5 separate regions of the Mus musculus genome follow, and regions 2, 3, 4 and 5 are each linked to region 1. The links are chromatin loops, found by intact Hi-C in ENCODE. Cell type or tissue: heart. All regions are shown on one strand.

What was found. Peaks named below come from ENCODE experiments on the same cell type or tissue, not always from the same donor. Only the 100,000 strongest peaks of a DNase experiment are listed, where the experiment ranks them.
Region 2: it touches region 1 in a loop (8-fold over the local background); 8 of 42 quality-filtered maps call a loop at or near these places.
Region 3: it touches region 1 in a loop (5-fold over the local background); 2 of 42 quality-filtered maps call a loop at or near these places.
Region 4: it touches region 1 in a loop (1.9-fold over the local background); 7 of 42 quality-filtered maps call a loop at or near these places.
Region 5: a loop joins it to region 1, with 2.0 times the contacts of the local background. A loop is called at or near these places in 5 of 42 quality-filtered maps.

The regions. Positions count from the first base shown.
Region 1 is chr12:54,983,767-54,988,766 of GRCm38, forward strand. It overlaps Baz1a (bromodomain adjacent to zinc finger domain 1A), which reads right to left and starts at 2,570. Exons shown (of 27, transcript NM_013815.2): 1 at 2,396-2,570; 2 at 1,900-2,041. The coding sequence starts at 2,012. It overlaps Gm51983 (a long non-coding RNA gene), which reads left to right. Exons shown (of 3, transcript XR_003950194.1): 3 at 1-883. In heart, a CTCF peak has its summit at 1,976; DNase peaks (open chromatin) are centred at 1,135, 1,775, 1,925 and 2,595; H3K4me3 peaks cover 2,762 bases; H3K27ac peaks cover 2,405 bases.
Region 2 is chr12:55,076,762-55,081,761 of GRCm38, forward strand. 2700097O09Rik (RIKEN cDNA 2700097O09 gene) reads right to left here and starts at 3,349. Exons shown (of 8, transcript NM_028314.2): 1 at 3,220-3,349. The coding sequence starts at 3,316. Srp54a (signal recognition particle 54A) reads left to right here and starts at 3,735. Exons shown (of 16, transcript NM_011899.4): 1 at 3,735-3,975. In heart, a CTCF peak has its summit at 2,132 (motif pointing left); DNase peaks (open chromatin) are centred at 3,410 and 3,700; H3K4me3 peaks cover 1,713 bases; H3K27ac peaks cover 531 bases.
Region 3 is chr12:55,299,662-55,304,661 of GRCm38, forward strand. It overlaps Ppp2r3c (protein phosphatase 2, regulatory subunit B'', gamma), which reads right to left and starts at 3,339. Exons shown (of 14, transcript NM_021529.4): 1 at 3,254-3,339; 2 at 2,933-3,134. The coding sequence starts at 2,990. It overlaps Prorp (protein only RNase P catalytic subunit), which reads left to right and starts at 2,976. Exons shown (of 7, transcript NM_025373.1): 1 at 2,976-5,000. The coding sequence starts at 4,247. In heart, no CTCF peak of the experiment used is centred here; DNase peaks (open chromatin) are centred at 3,040 and 3,590; H3K4me3 peaks cover 3,085 bases; H3K27ac peaks cover 2,685 bases.
Region 4 is chr12:54,828,625-54,833,624 of GRCm38, forward strand. No RefSeq gene overlaps it. Among named protein-coding and RNA genes, the nearest start is that of Cfl2, 32 kb to the right of the region's middle. In heart, CTCF peaks have their summits at 1,429 (motif pointing right) and 2,146 (motif pointing right); a DNase peak (open chromatin) is centred at 2,157; H3K27ac peaks cover 19 bases.
Region 5 is chr12:54,861,436-54,866,435 of GRCm38, forward strand. It overlaps Cfl2 (cofilin 2, muscle), which reads right to left and starts at 1,442. Exons shown (of 4, transcript NM_007688.2): 1 at 1,309-1,442; 2 at 91-398. The coding sequence starts at 1,311. In heart, a CTCF peak has its summit at 1,921; DNase peaks (open chromatin) are centred at 656 and 1,446; H3K4me3 peaks cover 2,764 bases; H3K27ac peaks cover 2,654 bases.

The sequences.
Region 1 (5,000 bases):
ACTGGATAATAAAAAAAATCAATAAGAAATTATATTTAAGATATATAAGTTCTAGTATTAAGAGCCAACTGTCTTTTTTTTTTAACAATTTACAACCAAAAATAAAAAAAATTAAAATAAAAAATAAAAAATTTTTGGGCCAGGTCAGGCCACTCTGTTCCAGTTTCAAAGAAACCTTGGAGCGAGAGAGCGAGAGACTGAACCAAAACTCACTGTGGCCCACGGGCTGGCCTTGAACTTGCAGACCCTCTGGTTCAACCAATGCCAGGAGAGCCTTTTCAAAAGACTGCTTATATAAAACCAAGGAAGAGTTTTGGATGTGAGCCTGTTAACTATTTTCTTGGTACTCTTAAATTAAAAATTAATCAGAAATGTTCCTAAGGATTTTAGCTTAAACATTAGATGAAGACATCATCCTCGCACAGTTACCCAACTCAATTCCACCTAAGAAGTTACAAGAGTGCACTCAAAGTAATAAAACAAGTCTATACAGGAGCCCAGTGAGATGTGCACTCCTACTTAAGGGTACTGTTTGGTGAAAAGTACTATCTACTTCTCTAGATACAACATGGTTACCTGTAACCCCTTCTAGGGAGCTGAAGATAGGGTAGGGAGTGGAGGGTCTTTCTTGGAACTGACTTTTCTAATCTCACTACTCCTTTCTCAGCTGGCTGTTGAGTTCGCCTAAAGACATCCCTGGATCAAGCCTTTCTCTCAGGCCCCCAAACTCAGAAATCCTCCTTCACACAACCTATTCGGTTGCTATTAACATACGGTTTCTAAGCCACAAAGAGAGTCTGCGTGGAGGAGAAAGAAAGAACGAGAGGGCTTGTGTGTGTGTGTGTGTGTGTGTGTGTATGTCCCGTGACTGATCAATTCGGGTTCTCACTTAAGAGTCTGTTTAAACACCGGTCGCTGCTTCGTGTCACTGAGCCACGCACGGAAACTCTTGGATACACCAAGCAATGACAAAAAATTGGGAGTTGAAGCTACATCTGCAGCAGCTTCAGGTTCTTATCAAAACAAAAGCAGTGGCACATGTCAGGCGGCCCACATGAGCCAGAGGAGGGAGTGTGTGTTGGGGCGGGGAGGTGGCGGTGGAGGCGACAAACTGAAGCTGGAGTTGAACTTGTCTAACCCCCCTCTCCCAACTCCCACCGCCTAGCTCTTGGTGCTCGAAAGGAAAACCAGGGGCGTCCGGGACCCCGCTATCTCCCACTCCTTTCCCCACGCTCCGCTCGACTACTCCCTCGCAGGTCTCCTGGGGGCGGAGACGCCGAGTTCCCCGGGGACCGGAGTTTAGTCACCAAGAAGAGGCGGTGACAGAGCGTGGCTCTCGTCGCACACTCCCAGGCCTAGGCGGCGCGGGACGCGAGGCCGCCGCTCAGGACACCCGTGCCCCAACGCTCCCCGGCCCCGTCCTCCCGGCCGGTGAAGTAACCCCTTTGCCCCCAACGCGGAGCGAGCCTCCACTCCCGCCCCGTCCCCACCTCAGCCCCGGCAGCCTCCCACTACCAAACGTCAGAAGCCACGCGCGACCGCGAAAAACCCAGTCCGGGGCCAGCCCGCTTCCTGCCCTCGGGCTCGGAGAATCCCTCTCCGGGCTGAGGCACCGGGGCGGCGCGCGGGCTGACCCGGCGGGGATCCCGGAACCGGCGGCCGAGCGCGTGCGGCCACGGCGGGGAGGGGCGAGGCGGGGAGTTTCCGCCCGCCCGGGCGAGCGCGGCGGCTCCGAGCGGTCGCCGGCCTCCGCGGGCCCCGCCGCCAGCCGCCCCACGCGGTCACGGCGCGCGGGGGATGGGCGGCCCGGCCACCCGTCACGAGCCCCGGGAGAGAAAGAGGAGACAGACAGACAAAAGGGCGCGGGGGCGGCTGTCCCCGCTGCGCGGCCGGCCTTACTCGTAGTGGCGGAAGATCTCGTTGGTGACTTTACAGTAGAAAACTTCCTCGTCCGGCCGCAGGTCCCCCGGCGGCTTCTGCCTCACGAAAGGCTTTCGGTGAAGCAGCGGCATCTCCCGGCTGCGCGCGTCCGCCCGCGCCCCTAGCAAATTGGAGGGAAAGGAGAAAGCCGGTAAGGTCGGGGAGCGCCGGGGCGGCTCGGCTGCCTTTTGTGTGACAGACGAGTCCGGTCCTCCCCGCCGCCGGGGTGCCCAGTCTGTCGGGCGGCCGCGGCCCCGGCGCGCCCCGCGGGCGCCTCACAATGGGGCGGACGCCCGGCGGCGGGCGGTGCGGCGGCTCCCCCCCCCACCCCCCAGCGCCGCTCCGGGCCGCCGCACCACCGGTCCCGGGACTCGCAACGTGCTCGACGCATCCCCGGGGCTAGGCGGCCACGGAGCCCGGGCGCCGCCGCGCTTTGTTCCCGGTTCCCCGGGACGCCGGCTGGCGAGCCCCTCACCTGCGAGCACTTGCCCGCCGCCGCACCTTCCCACGAGGAACGCCGCGAGGTCCCGGCCCGCCCCGCCCCGGAGTCTCTCCCGGCCGCCGCCGCTCCCGCTGCCACTGCCGGGCTCCGCGCGGGGATCGCGTCCCGCCGGCACTTCCCCGCCTCTCCGCGCTCCCGGGAAGTTTCTGAGCTACTTTCGGCTCTGAAGGAGGAAGAGCTGTGGGGAGGAGCTTTTCGCTTCTCGCTTCTACCTTTTTATTGGCTACTGGATGACTTTTACAGCCTGTCACTGATACAGGAAGAGAGGGCGAAGAGCCTGGGAGAGCTACATTATTAATTAATGGAGCAACCCCTCGTGAGGAATCAGAAGCATCCTCCATGTTTGAGATTATCGGCCAGAAGATCTGGGGAAAGCGCTAGTGTTCCTTAAACACATGGCAGACAAAGTAAAGTCTTCATCTTTTCCAATGGGCCACCAGCGCCCAGCTATTGAGTTGAAAAGGGGATTCCGGCTCCGATTTAAATTGCGTTTTGAAGAAAGGAAGAATAAGAAACGAAATCGCTAAAACCCTCAAAGTATTTTGCATGCGTAATCATCCATCTTGAAAGAAAGAACTTTTTTTGACACCAGTCCTTCTTGATACTTAAAACAATTCAAAGAGTTTGATAGCTCAGGAAAAGACAAAAGTTTGAAATGTCATCTCACTTATATGATCCCCCTACATATTTAAAACTAAACCCAGAATTTTTAAAAAGTATAAGTAACTTATAATCTACAAGTAACTTAAGGTCAATTTTCAGTTCAATTAGAGTCCTAACGATGTTAAATTTACTACCGAGATGTCTCATTAAACAATTTTCCCATATCAGTAATTTTCACAAATGAAACCAAATTTAATTCTTATAAGACTTGGGACTTTTGAATTGAAAAGGATATTCTAAGTTAGAAGTCATTCAGAATGTTCACCAACTTTTAATAATTTTTGCCATCACTCTATTTGCTTATTTGCAAATTAACATGTAAGAATGAGTCTAAAAGTATAACTGAGGAATAGTCTTCCAGTAAAATGTTACTTTTTTTCCTAATTACTAATGCTGTGAAATGATTTTAAAAACTGGGATCTTCTATAACTATTTGTATGTGGGTGGTGGTGTTTAAGACTATTTACCAGTTATGAACTTCTCAAACTACTATGATTATAGAACGAGTAAAATAATACTTGGTGAAAGTCTGTTCTATGGCACTAAAAAGCAGTTAATAGTGTGTGTGCATACACATTTCTGCATGAGCATAGCCACAGAAGCTTACAAGTCTCCCAGTGGCAAGTATATACGTAAGACTGTATGCTTTTCAGAGAAGTACACAGTACACACTTAAAGACTTGGTGTTTTGAAAATTGACCTCCAAATTTCTGAGTTCGAGGCCAGCCTGGTCTACAGAGTGAGTTCCAGGACAGCCAGGGCTATACAGAGAAACCCTGTCCCGAAAAACAAACAAACAAAAAACTTTTAAAAAATTGACCTCCAAATAATATACAGAATAATAGTAAGAATTCTCTAGGAAGTAGTTATTAATAGCACCTACAACAGTCCCCTAAACAAGGGGCAAGAAGAAAATTTAATTTACAAGGTGAGTGTTGTGTGTGCGTGCATGAGAGAGAGACAGAGAGATAGAGACAGAGAGAGAGAGATAGGTGAACCCAGGGGCCTAAGCATGCTAAGCCCCTAGCCTGAGGTCTGTATTAGCACAGTATGCATATAATCCAAAAGTTAAAATAAGTGGGAATCTAGAAAGGGATTAAACTCTCTGAATACTTCTAGTTTTCAACTTACTATTTGCTACATTTTAAAAATTGTTAAATTATCGAAAATCGAGATAGGCAGGCAAATGGCTCTGTGGATTAAGACACTTGTCACCAAACCTGACTACCTAGGTTCCATTTCCAGAACCCACATAGGGGAAAGAGAGAACCCACTCCCATAGATTGTCCTTTGATCTCCTCTTTTGTGTGCCCCCCCACTCCAATAAGTAAATATGATTTTAAATTTTTCTTTAAAAATTTAAAAGCAAGTGTTTATTTTCTTATTATAAATACAAATATTGACTATTTAGATTATTTTATTATGCTCCCAAAATTAAGATTTTATTCTTTTACCTATCAAATAAATACTATCAAAATCGATTTTTCTGTTCTCATACTCAATTTTCAGTATACTTATGTTCTGGGTTTTATGTATAGTTTATTTAATTTGTGACTGTTAGAAGGTGTTATGTAAGCTTAGAAAACTAAAATTATCATGTACAAAAGTTTGTTTTCTTGGGGTCATTAGGATAAGAATGGCCCCCATAGGCTCAGATATTTGAATGCTGAGTCACCAAGGAGTGAAATTCTTTGAAAAGATTAGACCGATTAGGAGGCGTGACCCTGTTGGAGGAAGTGTGCCACTGGAGGTGTGCTTTAAGGTTTGAAAAGCCCTGGTAAGGTCCAGGCTCTCTCTCATCCTCTGCCTGTGGATCAGGACACATCTTTCATCTATAGTCAGACCTCAGAGGTCTAGAGCCACTGTTCTCATATCAGACTGAGGGCCTCCCATGTGAAGAACAGCGCAGAGCTTA
Region 2 (5,000 bases), 93 kb after region 1:
AGCCTGGTCTACAGAGTGAGTTCCAGGATAATCAGAACTACACATAGAAACCCTGTCTCAAAAAATCAAAACCAACCAACCAAACAAAAGCTGTTCTTCAGAAACTCAAGTTGTTTTCTAGTCAGCTACACAAACTTCCAGAGTAGAAGGGAAGGGTGAGGTGATGGACAGGTGGCCTGGTGCTTGGGATCACTGGCTGCTGCTGCTGCTCTTGCAGAGGACTTACAGAGGATCTGAGTTTGCTTCTCGGCACTCAGCTCAGGAGGCTCACAACTGCCTGCACCTCTATCTCCAAAAGGTTCAACACCCTTTTCTAAGCCCTGAAACACTGGCACACCTGGCGTTCATTTACACAGACACATAAATAAAAATAAATCTTTAAAAAGCAAAAATGTTACCAGTGAGATGGCTCAGGTAAAGACCCTTGCTACCCAGCCTGACAACGTGAGTTTGATACCAGGAATGTAGTGTAGAAGGAGAGACCCAATTCCCCCAAGTGTCCTGATTTTTACATGCACACAGTGACAAGCTCTCCCGACCCCCAATACACACAAAATAAAATTCAAGAGTAAAAATATACCTTTTACTCAGTGATACTGGAACTACTTTTTTACTAAATTAACATCTGGAACAGAATTTAAAGGCAATCCAATTTTGAACAATGGAGGTTCAACGGATGCTTCAAATCTGGGGACTTGAATTACAAATAACTCAATCAGGCTAAGAGGGAAGTTATTTTAGTAATTGCACAAGTGCCAGAAAAGGCAACAGTCCATTTGTGTATTTTATGTATGCATACATGTGGATGCCAGAGGAGAACCTATGTCCCTCCTCCTTAGCTGCCTCCACATTGTTTTTGAGACAGGGTCTCTTAATGGGATCTGAAATCACCAAGTTAGGCGAGGCTGGCTGAGTAGGGACCCTGAGGGATCAGTATATCTGCCTTACCAGAGCTGGGATTCCATGTGCTAGGACTATATGTGCTATGCACCACTGACTGGCTTTTTATACCAATACACAGGATATAACTCAGGCAGCAGTGGGATTACACCTGCAATCCTAGTAGTATGGAGGCTATGAGAAGTAGAGGTGGAACTCTGGTCCTCATGGTTGTGTACCAAGCACCTTGCTGTTGGGAGCACACTCAAGGTCCTTGCACTCACAAACAGCACTGCAGAAAACAGTATGATTAACACATAAAAGTTGTCTTTCTAGGGGAAAAGATTAGAAAACGCATTTTCTGCTCAGATGGCTGGGACTGGAGCTGGTTAATAGCTTAGATCAACAGCTTTCAACCTGTGGGTCATGACCCTATGGGAGTTGAATGACCCTTTCATAGGGGTTGTATTTCAGATATTTATGTTATGATTCATAACTAGTAAATGTATAGCCGTGAAGCAGGAAGGAAAACAATTTTATGGATGGGAGTTACCACAACATGAAACTGTATTAACGTGTTAGAAAGGTTTGAGACCCACTGGACTAGGTGATCCTGGCACTATCTGATGGGCCAGGACATACCAAGCTCCCACCAGCAGGACCAGATGACCTACCTCTGTGCTATCTATCTGAGACCAACCAGATCCTCACTTAGGCCCTTAAGGAAACATATATACCCGATCTCTGAAACCCACCTTCATGGAAGAAGTAACAATTACTTTGAGAAAAATTTCAATATAATTATACTCTGCCAGTTCTGGTGTTCGCAAAGACCCCTTACACTTTACTACTGCCCCAGCCAACAATACATTTTTTTGTTGTAAGTCTGAACCTTTAACCAATAAGCCATCTCTCCAGTTCCAACACTGTATTTTAGTAGTTAATAATGCTTTTGGAATAAATGACCTGATATTGAGGTATGTAGAAAAGCTAGAAGGAAGTTGGTACTATTATAAACAACTAGGTTAGTTAGGTTAAAAAAAAACAACTAGGTATGTTAGGCTTAATGAAGTGATAGAAGACAACATGTTTATAGTGAGACCATGTCTTTAAAAAAAACCTAATATGTTAGAGAGATGGGTCAGCAGTTAAGAGCACTGACTGCTCTTCCAGAGGTCCTGAGTTCAACTCCCAGCAAACACATAGTGAGTGGTTCACAACATTCTGTAATGGGATCTGATGCCCTCTTGTGGTGCGTCTAAAGACAACGACAGTGTACTCATATACATAAAATAACAAACAAAAAAACCCTATTTTGTAAATTCCCATCTTGAAGCACTATTCTTATATGTGTATATAACCACAGAGTACTGCCTGGGTTCCTGCATTCCCAAGATACACTTAGCTATCATATGCCTCAAGCAATCTTTAGTTTGGTACCTCACTTAAAATAATCTCTCAAAACCTTCAACAATTCTTGAATTACACCAAGAATATTTTTCCTAAAAGGTCAGAGGTTGAAGATCTAAAAGTGGAAGCTGGAGTTGAGGGTGTAGCTCAGTAGGCAGAGCACAGGCCTGAGTTTGATCTTCAGCACCAGGGCAGGTGAGATGGACGAAGGAGGATCAGAGTTCTAAGTCATACTCTGTTAACTTGGAGGTCTAGCAGGACTAGATGAGACCTTGCCTCAAAAATTAAAAATATACTGAAGGTCTTATCAAATAAGAACACTTTAAGGAGCTGAATGAAAGTAACCTTGGGGATTAGTGTTTTTCAGAATAGCATACATTGGTAGAGTTCTCAAAAAGAGACAAGTATATAACTAAAACAGTGCGTTCACTAGGCTTTACCTTTTTTGCTAAAGAAAAGTTTCATCCATTAACTAGATCTAATCACCTCATTTCCTCGATTCTAATTTGTGAGTTTTCATATTAACTATTAACAGTTTAAAAAGAAGTGTTTTTTTTCTTCCCCATACCATGGAAGATTATTAATTGGTCTATTTTACCATGTATAAGATAAATGTACTAGGTATATGTGATTTTATTTGCCTTGAGGATAACTCCACAGCCTAAAACCTTTCTTGCACAGAGCTTTTTCAAGTAGTATCGGCCTGTACGAGTAATTGAACAAAGAGGTTCTAGAAGCTTGCCCAAAATCAGCACCGGAATCACAAACCACCTAAAGTTGATTCTCAGGTATCGAATCCTAAAATGCAGTCTGATGACTAGGTGTAGGGTATGCAGCGACCAAGAGACCTGGTGCCTAGCCCCGCCCCTCCCTGGTACCCAAAGACTAAATCCAACAGCCAACTGCCAGGCTCTAGCCATGACTGCTTACGGGTAGTCCTCATCCAGTGGAGCAGTGCCGGGACATCTGCGGGAGCCGTAGTTCCGAGCAACTGAAGTACAGCTCTCCGAGCGGACTGAAAGTCCATGGCGAAGTGCGCGGACAAGCCAAGAGCAGGTTCTCACTGAGCACGCGCAGCCAGACACGCGCGCTGCGACCCCGCCCTCCTCAGATCGTCCAATCCCGAGAGCCGAAACGCCAAACCCCGCCCCTCCGGGACCCCGCCTCCCGCGGCTTCAGAAGCCCTAGGCCGCGCGCCCTTGCGGAGTTCTGCACTCTTTCACGTAGTCGCTTTCCCCTAAGTCCTGACTTTTCCTCGAGGTCGCACCCGAGGAGGTCCTGTCTCGCTGCTAGCTTGCCGCGGCAGTGACGTACAGGGAGAACACTAAGGTCAAAGGTCAGCTCCAGCAAAGAAACACCCCTTCTATCCTTTCGGGGGAGCCGTAGACGCGGGGCTTTGTGCCCCGGAAGCGGAAGTGTGTTTTCACGAAGGGCTGAACTCCGCCGAGTGATGACGTCTCCTCATTGGGCGGAAGGTTCGGTGGCAGTCGTCGGTGTTCCAGCTGGTGGGAGTTGGCTTCACTGTGTTGGGCGCTGGGCCCCTAGTTTCTGGAGCTGGGAAGTTGGGCGACGGGCTCCGTCCCTGTCCTTCAGCTTCCAGCGTTCCTGGGTTTCCTTCGGCGGCGTGGGGCCTCGCTAAGGGCTCGCCGGCCCTGTGGGGCCACGGCTTTAGTGGCGCCTTTTGCGGTGAGTGTGGGGGGTTTTCCTCGCTCCGCCCTGGGAACCCCTAGTTAGAGCGCCGCTTCTGCGGAAGTCTTCCCGGGTGGCCACGGGCAGTGATCGCCGAGGCTGAGGTGCACTGACACTTTTATTTTACTCTTGCCCTCCACTGCAAGCTTTACCAAACGCTGCGCTGCTACCCTTTTAATTTGTCTTCAGATTTACCCGAGCCAAATAAGTAAGCATTGGTAGGCTTGGCTCATGGAAGGCATTCCCGAACAAGAATTTAGATAAAGCTATTTCCCCAAAGCCTTTTGACATATACTAGGGTTTATTTTCCTATCTTTTAGTGTTTACTAACATGTTGGTTAGCATATTGTTCAGAACTTTTAGTTCCGCGACAGTGATAAGATGTGCTAAGGACTTTAATAAGTCGAAGCTAGTGACAATGTATTTTTTGTTGTTGAAACTTTCTTAATCAGCTTTTCGGTTACCAGTCTTCACTTAGTTGTTAGATATGCATTTGAACAATTTTTTTTGAGGCTTTCTTTTCTTGTTTTCTCTTTTTAAGCTGAAGAGATAAAGTAATGAAGGACAGTGCTCCTAACATGAAGATTCTAGCAGTACAGAGGATGAAAAAGGCTATAAGTATATAATATAGCCCGACTCTAGTTAGGCCAAAAGAGACACAGGACAGTGATGACAGTTAATGTGCCCCTTAAGAGATTTGTCTGAGTCATTTGCTTTTGAAGGCTACCCTTAATTTCCTAATAGGCTTACAAGGATAGAAGAGGGTTAAGTAATATAGTTCCAATGACATAGCTGCATCAGTGCAGAAGAGGAGGGAGACATTTCCCTCAGACCTCTTTACCTCAACTTTTTGATATGACAGATTTAGTATTTTGGGATTTAATAAAGACTGTTATACAAGGAGTACTCCTGTAACTCTCTGTGCCTGCTACTGGAATAGTAGCTTTCTTCCTTTTAATTAGCCATTTTTAAATTTTTTAAAATTTATTTTATTTTATTTATTTTTTTAATGCGCTGGTGTG
Region 3 (5,000 bases), 320 kb after region 1:
GACAGGTAACTTTCTCATTGAGCCATTTTTCTTTATTTAGGAAAATATTTATGGAGATAATATTTACTGAGGTTCACGTCCTGGGCAGTGTGCACGCTACGCAGGCACTCTAACACTGAGCCACACCTCCAGATTCCCAAGCCTATTTTTTTTTTAAACAGAATCTCATTCTGTCGCTCAAATGGCCTCTTGTCTCAGTCAGCCAAGTGCTGGGATCACGGATGAGAGCTAGCATGTCTATGTAGCAGGATCACAGGTCTTTTCTGCAGGTTTTTTCTGAAGTATACGCTCTCACACACTCTGATAACTTAGAACCGAGGGACTGTAGCTTCGCTTCAGCCTCACTGGGCTCTTCAATTCTATAATCTAGTTTTTCAACACTATTTTTTCTGTATTATTTTCTTCAGAAGAGGACTCCAGGGATTCCTCAGCCCTTCACCTGTCACAGCATTTCCGTTGTCCCTGTCACATTAACCTTTAACCTTGGACCGAGCCACAGGTTCTTTAATATGGCTTGGTACTACTTGAGCAAACTGCAAAATTTTGCAAATAAGATGGGAATTGAAAAGGACCAATGAATTATCTGTCTAGAGGCCACTGATGATTCTTCACAAGCAAGAATGAGAGACAAGCACAGTTGTAGCCTCAGAGTCATCAGGGAAAAAACAGTAAGGCAGAGCTAGGGGAAGGGGACCACACAGGGAGCTGCTGTTGTTTGTCTTGGGTTTGCCTTTACTCTTTTGGAGACAAGGTGAGATCAGTAGCCCTGGCTTGGAACTCACAATTTTACAGACTAGCCTAACTTGCTGATCTTCCGGCTTCTGCCTCTGGAGTAATGGGATTACAGGTATGTACCTGGCCTAAAAAGGTTTCTCAACTGGGAAAATACCAGCTTTTTATATGCTCATGATAATAATTAAGAAAATCTGATAATACAGGTAAAGGGCTATCCTTAAGAATATATCCTTGGGTATGCGTAAAATAATTAGCACATAGGATCTACTACATTGATGGCAGTAGCCGTAAGAAGAAGCTATTAATATTAACCATACAATCTAGGTAATTTGCTATACATTCATGGTCTAGTTGAGGTATTCCTATTAAAGGTGAAGAGAAATGTAGCAAACTTTGGCGGGGGGACCGGAGAGTTGACTCAGTAGGTTAAGAGCACTTGCTTCTCTTATTTATGTAGGAGGCTCCAGTTTGCTTCCCAGCACCCACATGGCAGCTCATAACCACGTGTAACTCCTGCTCCAGGAGCTCCAATACCTTCTCTGGCCTTTGCAGGTGTCAGGTCTCAAAGAAACCTGGGACAAAGAGCTGAGGTGCCTACTAACATATCAGGGCAGAAGCAGGAGCCCAGCATTACCTAATACCTATAGCTTCTCCCAGCTCTTCTCACCCCAGCTCCTACCCTAAACCACTCTCCAGTGGGCTCAGCTTCCCTTCCTTCAGCTTCTGACCCTACAGAACTCAGGCATGTTGGCTACTCACTCCCTTGACTCAGCTCTTGGTTCCCATGTGCTCTCTTGGTCCACCCCCACCCCCTTCCATGCTCTCCCCACCGCTCCCCTCTATGCCCGTCTATACTGCTGGTCAGATTCAGTCTGGACCTTTCTAGTCTGAACTCTCCCTCATATCTACAATAAAGGCTTCCCCTCAACCCTAGGTAAGCCCTGACCTCATTTACATTCGACAGGCAACACTCAAAAATGGTACACGCGCATACATGCAGGCTGTTACATGTTTGTTAGTGGCAATGGAAATGATGGAGGAGAAAAGGCAAAGTAAACAATGTAAGAGAGAGGAGAACACAGAAGAGAAGCCATCGAGTATATGAAAAGGAATGCAATCCAGTGAGGGACTTCAGGGACTCAAGTCCAATACACAGTTCTTAATAGAGACAGGGTTTCTCTGTGTAGCCCTGGCTGTTCTGAAACTCCCTGTAGACCACACTGGTCTCCAACTCAGAGATCCACCTGCCTCTGCCTCTCAAGAGCTGGGGTTAAAGCCACGTGCCACCACTACCTGGTGACAATACATTCTAAAGGTGAAGGTTGGTTGTAAGGATATATACCTAAGACCTGAGTGAAATGGTAACTGGAAACAGTTGAGGCTCTCCTTTATAAACTGCCTCTACTTCCTCTTTAAGATATATATATTTGAAAAATATGCTCATCGATTTAAGGTGAACAGTGGAGGGCAGACTGGAGGTTTGGGAAGATGAGCGGAATTAAGTGTAGAAAAGCAAACGCTCTTCTTGCAGATGCCACCAAAACAGACACTTCACCTTAGAACTCACCATGGTTTGGGTGTTCTTCTTTGTTTGAGTCTAGCCTTTAATGGCTGAGCCATGCCTACAACCAGGTTCTGTTTTTCTTTAGCCAATCGCAGCTGCCTGGGTGCTGGTGTGGAGCTGGAAGGATTTTACCAGACTGGAAAGCAAGTGTGAAGGACCAAGGAACGAGCAATGTAAAACGGATTCATGAAATTTAAAATGGAGGGTTAAGTGAAAGAGAGTTAAAAGGTGGCAGGGACTCGGGAGGCAGGAACAAAAAGGGTCAATAAGTCAAGTCTAGCCTCGGCTAGATGATAAAACGCTATTTCTAGGGAAGGAAAAAAACCTATAAGGATGAATTATAGGTCTTGAAAAGATTGAAGGTTTGAACCAAGGTTCGTAAGTCTGGTTCGTAAGTCTAAGATCGTGGAAAACTGAGGTCACCGTTATGCTCTCATTCCTAGCAGGGCATTTACCAGGGAAGTTTGGGTCACCCCTTGGTAGATCTCCAAAGCACATTCCACTCTGACTCCTTTGTCAGAGAAGTTTAACAGACAAAAGTACAGCTCTCACTAGCTCCTCCACCCTATCCACCCTGTCCGCCACTTCTAGCCTGGGGCGGGCTATCTAGAGGGCGGTCCCTCTCAAACTCACTCTTTGGATCCGTGTTGGGCGACGCTAACCGCCGGCGAAGCACGTCTTTCCAGTCCATGGTTGACTCCCGCTCAGAGGACCCTACATTTGCAGTTTGTTAAGAGCTCCACCCACTGCCAGCCGCGACGTCAGACTTCGCCAAGACAGGTGGAAGTTAATTAGGACGCCTGGACGCCATCTTGGGCACGGGCGGAAGCCTTGGCTACAAAGGAAAAAAAGAAAAAAGGAAAGGAAAGATGCTGTAGCTATTCCGGATACGGCGATCACGCTAGCATGGACGAAAATCAGACATGAAGTAGATGAAAAAATTATCCTTCTTACGGAGGTGTCGCAGCTCACCAAGCCGGATTTCTAAAGGCCAGAAGAAGCCTGCGTGACTTCTTCGCTTGGGCATTTAGCGCGTGCGCGCCACAGGTTACGGGACTCCATTGCCATTTCCGAATTGAGAAAAGCATTTTCGTCACATTTTGTTCTTTCTCTGGAAACCTTAACCGTTCCTACGATGTAATAGACGCAGCGGTATCCAGCCCTCTCGGATACTAAAAGTTTCAAAATTATCCTGGTTTGTTTATCTTCTCAGTACTCAACAGAACCCTGGAATTCAAGCGCTCCAGGCCCCAGCACCACGTTCAGCGCGGTGCGTTGTGGGTATTGTAGTTTTCACCGCGTTTATGGTTCCTTTAAGCATGAGTGGCGTGGTGAGTTGTTTAATGAAGTGAACTTCGTTTGTCGACCCTCCGTACAGTTAAGTCTGAGCTCTTTCTGGACCTCACTTCCTTCCCTATGATGTTTATGCTGCATTTCCATGGCCCCTCTTCTCCGAAGAGTTTTGCGGCCCGGAGAGAGTTGTGAAGAGCAAGGGACCCTAGACTGGCTTTTCTTGCTACTGCTGGGGCTGCGATTGGTGGTTCCTGTTCGTTGTTATTTATTTCCCTGTTCTAGCTCCTTTGGTATCCCGCCCCTCTTCGGGACCATCATAATCCACACGAGTCAAACTGGGAGTCCATGTGCTTTTTCCTCAGATTCGAAAATTGGAAGGTAACAGGCACTTCAGGATTCCCGTTCCGCCTTCTGGTTTAGGGATTGCTACTGGTGTTGGACGTCTTTGGATCCTTATTTAATAAATAGAACACGTGTGCTTTCCTTACCATTACATCGCTCCAAACACATAGTCTTGATTTGTTTGTAACGGAGAAACAAAAAAAGTCTCACTTTCAAGAACTGCGCTTCCATATCCTCGGGCCCCCAATACCTTAATTTTACGTAGTGGAGTGAAACTGTTTTATTTTTAAGTTTCATTCAACTCACTGCAGCATGACCTTCTATTTGTCTGGTTTTCGGAGCATCCCGAAACTTTGGAAGAGCAACCCTTACTTTGAGCTAGGCCCTGCGACCTCTTCTACCCCCTTCTTTCTCTGTGCCATCGGGAACCAACAAAGATGGTTTTCTGTTAAACCTACTACCCCTCCAAATAGCAAAGCACTCAATCTACTGGATACCAAAGCTAGGACACACAGGAAAGGGAATGACAACAATGGGCAGGTTTCTTCTGATCCTCATTACTTCGCTGCTGGAGCAGCTAAGAAGAGGTCCCACATAGGTGCTAACCCTCAGAATCAAGGTCATGCCTTGCCCGTGAGAAGCTCTGTCCAACTTCCAACTAAACCTTTGAATTCCGCAGAGTGGGATAAACTTAAAGAAGATTTCAAAGGAAAGGCCAGTTTTGAAGACTTCATCATTTCACAGATGGCACGCAACTGTTGTTCAGTAGATGTGGCCAAGTCTCTCCTGGCTTGGGTAGCAGCAAAGAACAATGGCATCGTGGGCTATAATCTACTCGTCAAGTATTTATATCTCTGTGTCTTTCATAAGCAGACGTCAGAAGTTATTGATGTCTATGAAATCATGAAAGCCAAGTACAAGAGTTTAGAATCTGGGGGTTATACCCTTCTCATCCGGGGATTGATCCACTCAGACAGATGGAGAGAGTCCTTGTTGCTGTTAGAAGACATTAAAAAAGTCATGGTCCCTTCCAAAAAGAACTATGGTGACTGTATACAAGGAGCCC
Region 4 (5,000 bases), 160 kb before region 1:
AATCAGTCAATCTCTCTCTCTTTCTCTCTGCAAGAATGCTCCTTTCTCCTCTCTTTCTCCTCCCCTTATCCCCTGCCCCCTTTCCCATGATGACTTCCTTGGCTTTGGTCCTTTGGGCCAGTGAATTTGCCAACCTGAGAGCAGGTTTCCAATAGCCCTGCCTTGAATATAACCTAATCTGGCAGCAGTAATCTATCAGAAATGTGGAGATGCAGAAGAAATAAAGAGATAAATCTGTCTTCGTCGCTGTCCTATTTCTGTGAAAAGACATCGTAACGAAGCCAACTCAGGAAAGTGTTTAATCGGGTTCTACTTAGAGTTTCTGGGGCTTAAGTCCATTATCATGGTGGGGAGCAAGGAGGTAGGCAGGTTTGGTGTTGAAGTTGCTAAGAGCTATGTCTTGATCTGTAGGCTGGGCCTGGCATGGGCTTTTTGATACTTCTACCAGCCTCCCCCCACTCCCCATGACACACTTCCTCCAACAAGGCCACACCTCCTAATTATTCTAATCTTTTCAAAGACTTTCAACCCTTGGTGACTAAGCATTGAAATATATGAACCTATGGAGTGGAGATGGGGGTTCTGACATCTTCTTCTGACCTATAAAAGCATGCCTGAAAAAAAAAAACCCACCCATTCACATAAAATAAAATAAAATCCTGTTTTTAAAGATGGCAGGACTCAGAAGAGTGAAGCAGCTGAGACCAGGAGGCTGAGCCTGAACTATATATTTTGACAGGGCCCCAGACCTTAGCACAACTGACTCCATGATGGAAGTGCCATTCAGGCTGTAAACTTTAGCACACAGACAACACCACATGCCAAAATGAAAACAAAGACTTAATTCATCAAAGTCCAGAATTCTGGGAAAGTATCTAAATATATTAACTTTTTTGCTTTTTTGTTTTTGTCGCTCTGTTTCTGGCTGTCTTGTTAACTGAAGTATGTGGTGCTAGAACATGGTTTTTGTGTTAAAAGCTCACCCCGAGAAAGGCTCAGCAATACCCTAGGATCCCAAACACACTGGCTAATAAAGACTTTCTACTAGCTTGTAACCAAGTATGAGCTGTCTTCTCTGGTGACTGCCCCACAACAATATGTGAAGAGTGAATATATGGAGAGATGGCTCAGCGGTTAAGAGCACTGACTGCCCTTCCGGAGGTCATGAGTTCAATTCCCAACAACCACATAGTGGCTCACAACCACCCGTAATGAGAAACAAATGAAAAACCTTTGGGCTGAAGCAAATGGACTGGATCGAGTGTGAGAAGGCGAGGGGGAAGAACTAAAAAATAATAAATAAATCAATCTTTTTTTAAAGATTATTATATGTAATAAATAAGTATATGTAAGTACACAAGAGCAGCCAGTGCTCTTAACTGCTGAGTCAACTCTCCAGCTCTCCCTCCGTCCCTGCTTGCTGTAGCTGTCTCCAGACACCCCAGAAGAGGGCATCAGATCTCATTACGGATGGTTGTGAGCCACCACTCGATCCAGCCCATTTGCTTCAGCCCAAAGGTTTTTCATTTGTTTCTCATTACAGGTGGTTGTGAGCCACTATGTGGTTGCTGGGATTTGAACTTAGGACCTTCAGAAGAGCTCTTAACTGCTGAGCCATCTCACCAACCCCATAAATAATTAAAAAAATTAAAAAGGGGGCTGGTGAGATGGCTCAGTGGGTAAGAGCACTGAAGGCTCTTCCAAAGGTCCTGAGTTCAAATCCCCAGCAACCATATGGTGGCTCACAACCACCTGTAATGAGATCTGACACCCACTTCTAGTGTGTCTGAAGACAGCTACAGTGAACTAACGTATAATAATAAATAAATCTTTAAAAAATAAAAAAATAAATTCAGATAGAGACAGATCTTGTGGCATACACCTTTCATCCCAGCACTCAGGAGATAGAGGCAGACAGATCTCTGTGAGTTCAAGGCCAGCCTGAACAAGAGTAAGTTAGTTCCTGGACACCCTGTCTTGAAAAAAAAAAAAAAAACAACACGCCGCCCCCACTCCGACTAAAGAATGAATTTGGCACTACAAAAACCTAAAACATTTCTCTACTTTAATAGTAGAGATAGAGAGTTGTAATTGCCACGAGTCTACAAAGCTTTAGTGGTGTGTGGCTCTGCTGAGGGAACCACTAGAGGGCGGGCTTGGCCTTTCACACCGTGGAAGATGGCTGTGGATTTCTCTGTCAGCTTTACCAAGCTACTTCAGCCTTACTACAGGATCTTGCCTGTTGAACTATAGAATGGATTTGGGGTGTGTTCATTAACATTAAATAAATAATTTAAAAATAATTACTGGAGAATGAGAAATAAAAAATGCAAGAAAACATCTATAAAAGACGCATCTGGCTGGGTGAGCTAGCAACAAACCTGTGATTCTGGCGCTTCGGAGGCTGAGGCAGAATCAGCAAATCAAAATCAGCGTTGGTTCTAAGGGGCCGGGGAGACTTCAAGTGAGATCCTGCCTCAAAACAAAAAAGGGGCCGGGCGTGGCGGCGCACGCCTTTAATCCCAGCACTTGCGAGGCAGAGGCAGGCAAATTTCTGAGTTCGAGACCAGTCTGGTCTACAGAGTGAGTTCCAGGACAGCCAAGGCTACACAGAGAAACCCTGTCTCGAAAACAAAACAAAATAAAACAAACAAACAAACAAACAAAAGGGACGGTCAAGGCTGAAGACCTGAGTTTGGGTCCAGCACCCATAACAAACTGAGAGCATGGCCTCACTGTTGAAGGTGGAGACAGAGGATTGATGGCCTTCCTCCAGGTTCAACGAGAAAGAGTTTTAAAGGATTCAAAAGGTGAATGTAATCTCACACATTTACATACACCCCCCCATACACAAACACACACACACATATACATACACACATGCATACACACACTAAGAAGGATGCCTTCCCAGGATGGCCATACATACCTGTAGTTAATCCCAGCACTTGGGAGGTAGAGGCAAGAGTGTAGGAGTACCAGGCCATCATGGGCTATATGAGACCCTGTCTCATATATATGCAACACTCCCTACCAAATGTCCTACACGGTGAGTGGATAAACTGTAGTATATCCAGACAATGGAATATTAGCTCAGCACTAAAAAAGAAATGAGATTCAAAGCCATGAAAAGACATAGGGCACCTTAATACTTAAATAATACTTTTTAGTTAGAGAAGCCAAGGACGTTGTATGATTCAGGCAACCACGCCCAGTGTATGATTCCAACTGTACCTTAGGAAAGAGGAAACTATGGAGCTGGTGGACAAGACCAGTGGTTGCCAGGGCTCAGGGAGGGTGGTGGTGGTGAGTGGGAAAAGCACAGGGCAGATCTACTATCATCTATCTACCTATCATTATCTATCTATCTATCTATCTATCTATCTATCTATCTATCTATCTACCTACCTATCTATCTATCTATCTATCTATCAATCAATCATCTATCTACCTATCATTATCTATCTATCTATCTATCTATCATCTATTTAACTATCATTATCTAACATCTATCTATCATCTACCTTATCTACCCTATCTATCTATCTATCTATCTATCTATCTATCTATCTATCATCTACTTATCATTATCTATCTATCTATCTATCTATCTATCTATCTATCTATCTATCTTTAAGGCGAGGTCTGGTCTTGACCTCCACCTAAGGGCTTTCTATTACATACACTGGTATGAACACACTTGTCCAACCTACAATTGCCATACTAAAGATGAACTGTAAAGTGAGTTGTGGTGCTGTGACAGGGACACATCTGTGTAGGCCCACAAAATGAAACACTGTCTCTGACTGTTGTGGGGTGTTGCTGTGTGGGGGTAGTGGGTATATGAGGTGTCTTTGCTCCTACAGCCCAGAACTGCCACCAACCTAAAACTGCTATCTAAAAAGATGTGGTAGCACACACCTTTAACCCCAGCTCTCAGATGCACTAGAGTGGGATTTCTGAGGTTTAGAGGTTCCCAGAGCTTCTGAGACTACCAAGGCTACATAATGAAACCCTGTCTCAAAAAAGTCAAATTTTCATTTCATTTATTTATTTTAATTTTTTAAAGACAGGCATTTTTTTTTTCTATATAATAGCCCTGGTGTCCTGGAACTTACTCTATAGACCAGGCTGGTCTTGAACTTTTTTTTTTAAGATTTATTTATTATTATACATAAGTACACTGTAGCTGTCTTCAAACACACCAGAAGAGGGGTCAGATCTCATTATGGGTGGTTGTGAGCCACCATGTGGTTGCTGGGATTTGAACTCATGACCTTCTGAAGGGCAGTCAGTGCTCTTACCCGCTGAGCCATCTCACCAGCCCTGGTCTTGAACTCTTAAACTCAGAGATTCACCTGCCTCTACTTCCTGAGTAATAGAATTAGAGGTGTGTGCCACCACTGCCCAGCAACAATCTATTTTTTTAAAAAGATTTATTTATTATATTTATATGAGTACACTACTGTAGCTGTCTTCAGACACACCAGAATAGGGCATCAGATCCTATTACAGATGGTTGAGAGCCACCATATGGTTACTGGGAATTGAACTCAGGGCCTTTGGAAGAGCAGTCACTGCTCTTAACAGCTGAGCCATGGCTCCAGCCCTCAGTCTAGTTGTTCTTTGTTTTGTTTTTTTTTTTAAGATTTATTTATTCATTATATATGAGTCTTCTGTAGCTGTCTTCAGACACACCAGAAGAGGGCATCAGATCTTGTTATGGATGATTGTGAGCCATCATGTGGTTGCTGGGATTTGAACTCAGGACCTTCAGAAGAGCAGTCAGTGCTCTTAACCACTGAGCCATCTCTCCAGCTCCCTCAATCTAGTTTTTTTTTTTTTTTTTAATGCAATTCTCCCGAGGAGTGGAGCATCCCTAAGGCATTTAGTGTGTTCTTTGAATCAGTTAGTTAACTGTACAGGTTTCCAAGCTATAACATAAGCACAGTTAACAGGGGTTGTTTTTCAAGACAGTGTTTCTCTGTGTAGCCCTGGCT
Region 5 (5,000 bases), 120 kb before region 1:
TTTCAAAAGAAAAACAAAGGCAAAAACTGACTCTGATAATAATAATCCTTGCACTTTTAGAAGTACTTTTTTTCTTTTGTTTTTACACACCAGAATATAAATACTAGGTCTTCTTTCTTAGACTCTTTTGTTTCGTACGTGGCATCGTACAAAGCATATCGGCAATCATTCAGAGGCAACAACTTCACAAAAGATGTGTAGGGGTCCTCTACAGTGTCACCAATGTCACCCACCAAGATCTGCTTGGCTTCCTCTACAATTATTTGTCTTTTGTCATCGCTCAAACAGAAGAGAACTGCTTTCTTTCTTTTTTTGATCTCCTCCTGTGTAGAAGATTTTCTTACTTTCATATCATTAAAAACTTTGATGACTTCATCATTCACTGTAACTCCAGATGCCTGAAAACAAACAAAGGGTGGGAATTTAGAATAAGGATTTCGGTTTTAACCAAAATCATAGACTTCAGTCTGGCCAGAGTATTAAAAAACTGCACCAAACAACGTAAGCAGTCCTATTAGGTCTGTCAATTTTAAATATCAGAAGAAGATACGGGTAAAATGTCTAACTCATACTGCTCATTCATCCTTCTTAAAGGAGTACGGAGAGAACCGCTAACGGGAGGTGGGAAGGGACAAATACAGTTGAGCCATGCCTGAAATGTTTCCTATTTCACTGGGTGATGTCAGAGCTTCAGGAGCAGCAGCAAAAATACCTTCTGTATTGTGTCAACTCTGCAGGCCTTAAAAAAAAACACTCCAGGATTTCAGTTAACGCTTCTACTATTTTTTTTTTCTTTCTTTAAAGCCGTCTTAGCCACGGCTGCTTCCACATAAGGAAAGAGAATCAAGTGTAAACTCCAACCCGCTGCGGCTACAGCGATTACGCCCCACCGCCCATTGGCAGCCGCTTTGAAACTAACAGATCCCGTGAAAAGGCTCCCTACGGCGAGAAAAGCGTTTTAAAATAGGTTTCTACCTGTTCAATCTCCTCGGAACGGCGTTATGGCCGGCCTCCTAGACCCTCACCCAGAGGCTGCTGGCCACGTACCAACCTTACAGCGCGCGAGTTAAAAACCTTAAGCCGCGCAGGGCAGAGCAACACGCGGGGGCCCTGGCCCAAGGAGCGACCCTCTCGCGCCGGGCCTGCGCCGGGCCCTCCCGCCTCGGGACTCGGAGCGGCCGCAGGGCCTCGAGCCCTCGGCCCGCAGCGCCGAAGCGCCCACCGCACAGGCCCAGGCAGGGTTAAGATGGCGGCCGCGCGGGGATCCGCGCCGCGCCCAGCATTCCCCCGCCGGCGCGCCCACCTTACCATAGTGCCCGCGGCTGAAGTGGCTGCGGCGGCGGTGGCTCGGACTCCGGCTCGGTGGCACTGGGACGAGAAGAAGGAGGGGTCGGCGGCGGGCAGCAGAGAGTGCAGGGCACGCCGGGAGCTGCAGCCGGGCGGGCGGGCGGCGGGCTGGAGGGCCGCAGGGCGGGCGGGGCGGGGGCGGTCACGTGGTCAGGCCCCGCCCCCGCCGCTGTCCTCCGCCTGACCCCGGAGCTCCAGAACCGCTAGCAGAACCACGCGCAGCGGCGGCGGGAGCCCCGATGCTGACAGGGATGGTCGTAGCGACCAATCCGGGTTCAACGCTCGAGCGGTTCGCGGGCTCCTGGCGCTGCTCTGGGGGGTTGTGACGTGAGGAAACGGGGTGTGGTGGTCGGGTAGAGAGCTCTTTGCTTCATTCACTTGCGCTTTCCACGGAAAGGGTCCGGATTGTAACCTTTCGGGACCCCTTTGGAAAGCCCCGACTTTGAATGAATCGTTAAGATCTTATTCTTCTTTGTGTGTTTGAATTGAGACAGGATCTCGTTTGGAGTCTTTTGCGGGTCTCTTGATTCATGAAGTAACTGCAGATGACCTTGAACGGATCCCGCCTCCATCCTGCAGGTGTTGGGATTACAGGCAAGCACCACCTCCCTGGGTTTAGACCCCTCTTATTACTAAAAGGAGAACGAACACTATAAATATTACCTTAGTGATTGAAGTACTAAGCAAAGGCAGAATGAGAAGCAGGAATGTTGGCTTATACCTGGAATTCTGCAAGAAGAGGGTGAGGTCACAAAAAGTCTCTGGAGATACCTTGGACAGAATTATAATCCAAGTAAAACCAGAAACTGCTCAAGTTACGTTTCTTTTCCCCTGTAAATGGGATGTATTGAGATTACTAGAAAAATAAATGTTTATATGTGGAGAGAAAAGGGCCTGACACATTTGATTTGGTAATTGTGTTGAAATCGTGTGTGTGTGTGTGTGTGTGTGTGAGAGAGAGAGAGAGAGAGTGTGTGTGTGTGTGTGTGTGTGTGTGTGTGTGTGTGTGTGAATAGGTGTGCTGTGGGAGTCATTTCTCCTCTACCGTGTGGGCCCTGGGAATTAAACTTAAGTCATCGAGCTTGGTGGTACCCTATCCCCATGTCAGGCAGCACACAGGCAGTCGTCACCTGTGAGCTCAGCTCCATGGACCCTGACTCCCTCTCCTAACCTTCACAAACACCTGCACATGTGCACACACATAAAAAATAAATGTAAAAAATCCTTTTGTTTTTACTCAGTGTACATGTAGGTGTATCTGTGTGAAGGTCTGCTATGTGTGTGTGGGTGCCCTTAGTAGCCAGAAGATGTTTGATCACTGGAGCTAGAGTTGCAAGAGTGGCAGACCATTGTGAGCTGCCTGAGCTGCCTGTTGTGGGTGCTCCGGTCCACTCTACTTTCTCAGGCCCACAGATTTATTATTATACATAAGTACACTGTAGCTGACTTCAGACACACCAGAAGAGGGCATCAGATATCCTTATAGGTGGTTGTGAGCCACCTTGTAGTTGCTGGGATTTAAACTCAGGACCTTTGGAAGAGCAGTCAGTGTTCTTAACTACTGAGCCATCTCTCCAGCCCTAGTTTGTTCTTAAGAGTGAGTGCTTCTTGAGCATGGAGAAAGGATTGTGGGAGGGGGTGACTTGGAGGTGGGCAATGAGCAGAATGTAAAGTGAATAAGTAAAAAAATAAATAGTAAAATAAAAAAAAAATTGCCGGGCAGTGGTGGCGCATGCCTTTAATCCCAGCACTGGGGAGGCAGAGGCAGGCGGATTTCTGAGTTCGAGGCCAGCCTGGTCTACAGAGTGAGTTCCACGACAGCCAGGGCTATACAGGAATTCACTCAAAAAAAAAAAACAAACAAACAAACAAAAACAAAAAAATTGGAGCTGAGACAAAAGGATGGACCATCTAGAGACTGCCATATCCAGGGATCCATCCCATAATCAGCCTCCAAACGCTGACACCATTGCATACACTAGCAAGATTGTGCGGATAGGACCCTGATATAGCTGTCTCTAGTGAGACTACGCCAGGGCCTAGCAAACACATAAGTGGATGCTCACAGTCAGCTATTGGATGGATCACAGGACCCCCAATGGAGGAGCTAGAGAAAATACCCAAGGAGCTAAAGGGATCTGCAACCCTATAGGTGGAACAACATTATGAACTAACCAGTACCCGGGAGCTCTTGACTCTAGCTGCATATGTATCAAAAGATGGCCTAGTCAGCCATCACTGGAAAGAGAGGCCCATTGGACTTGCAAACTTTATATGCCCTAGTACAGGGGAACGCCAGGGCCAAAAAGTGGGAGTGGGTGGGTAGGGGGTGGGGGGAGGGTATGGGGGACTTTTGGGATAGCATTGGAAATGTAAATGAGGAAAATACCTAATTAAAAAAAAAAGAGTGCTTGCTTTTAGGAATTGTATAATGAAGTCCCATGTAGGACAGCTGGCATCAACTAAACAAGCCAAGAGTAGAAACCTGCTATTCTGGTAAAGCCTATTGCTGACCCAATGTAACTTGTCCTTTCAATATTTATTTATTTATTTGTCTATTTGTCTATTTATCTATTTATCTATTTATCTATTTATCTATTTATTTATTTATTTATTTATTTATTTATTTATTTGAGACAGGGTCTCACTATATGTGTAGGACTGACTGGCCTGAATTTGCTATGCAGACCAGGTTAGCCTACAGAGATCTGCCTGCCTCTGTGTCCTGAGTTCTGGGATTAAAGGTGTGCTGGCCTATTTTATTAGTAGTTAACATTATGACTTACACATCTCACGTGTCGTTATCATCTCCCTCTGCCTTCTGCCTTTGCTGTGCTGAAGCTGTTTGCCTCGTGTGGTCTATTTGCCAGTTATTGGTATTATTTCCCGAGGTATTGGAGTCCTTTTTAGAGAATCATTGCCTAGACCTATATCTTGAAATACTTTTCCTGTATTTTCCTCTAGCAGTCTCAAAGTTTGGAGTCTCACACGAAGGTTTTAGATCCATCTTAAATTTGTGGGTCCATGTAGAGTGAGACCATTCTCCTTTTTTTTTTTTTTTGTGGAAATCCAGTTTCCTGAGATCATTTGCTTAACAACCTTCCCCCCAAAGTATTTCAAGTTCTTTTAATTGAGATTTGATAGATTTTTATTTTATATGTATGAATTGTTTGTATCATATCTGTGCACCATGGAGGTCAGAGAGGGCTCCAGTTCCCTTAGAACTGATGTCACAGATGGTTGTGGGCTGCCATGTGGGTGCTGGGGATCAAACACAGGTCTTTGGAAGAACGACCAGTGCTCACAATTGCTGAGCCATCTCTCTCCCTAATATATGTGTTAGACTATTATAGTTGGGCTTCTTTTTGAACCTTATATTCTATTGGTGTGTGTGTCTACTTGTCTTTGATGTTTTGTTACTGTGACAGACCTAGAATTTGAGACCAAGTCTTCTAATAACTCCAGAATTACTCTTTGTCCTTGAGACTGCCATTTATAGTTTTATAAATAATGTCATTGAATTTTAAGGTGGATTTGTATTGATTGCTTTTGTTAACACAAGCATTTTTACAATATTAATTCCACCAATCTGAGCACAGGATCTTTAGCCTGTGAAATGTCATAAAGTTTTTATGGAAGAGGCTTTTCATCCC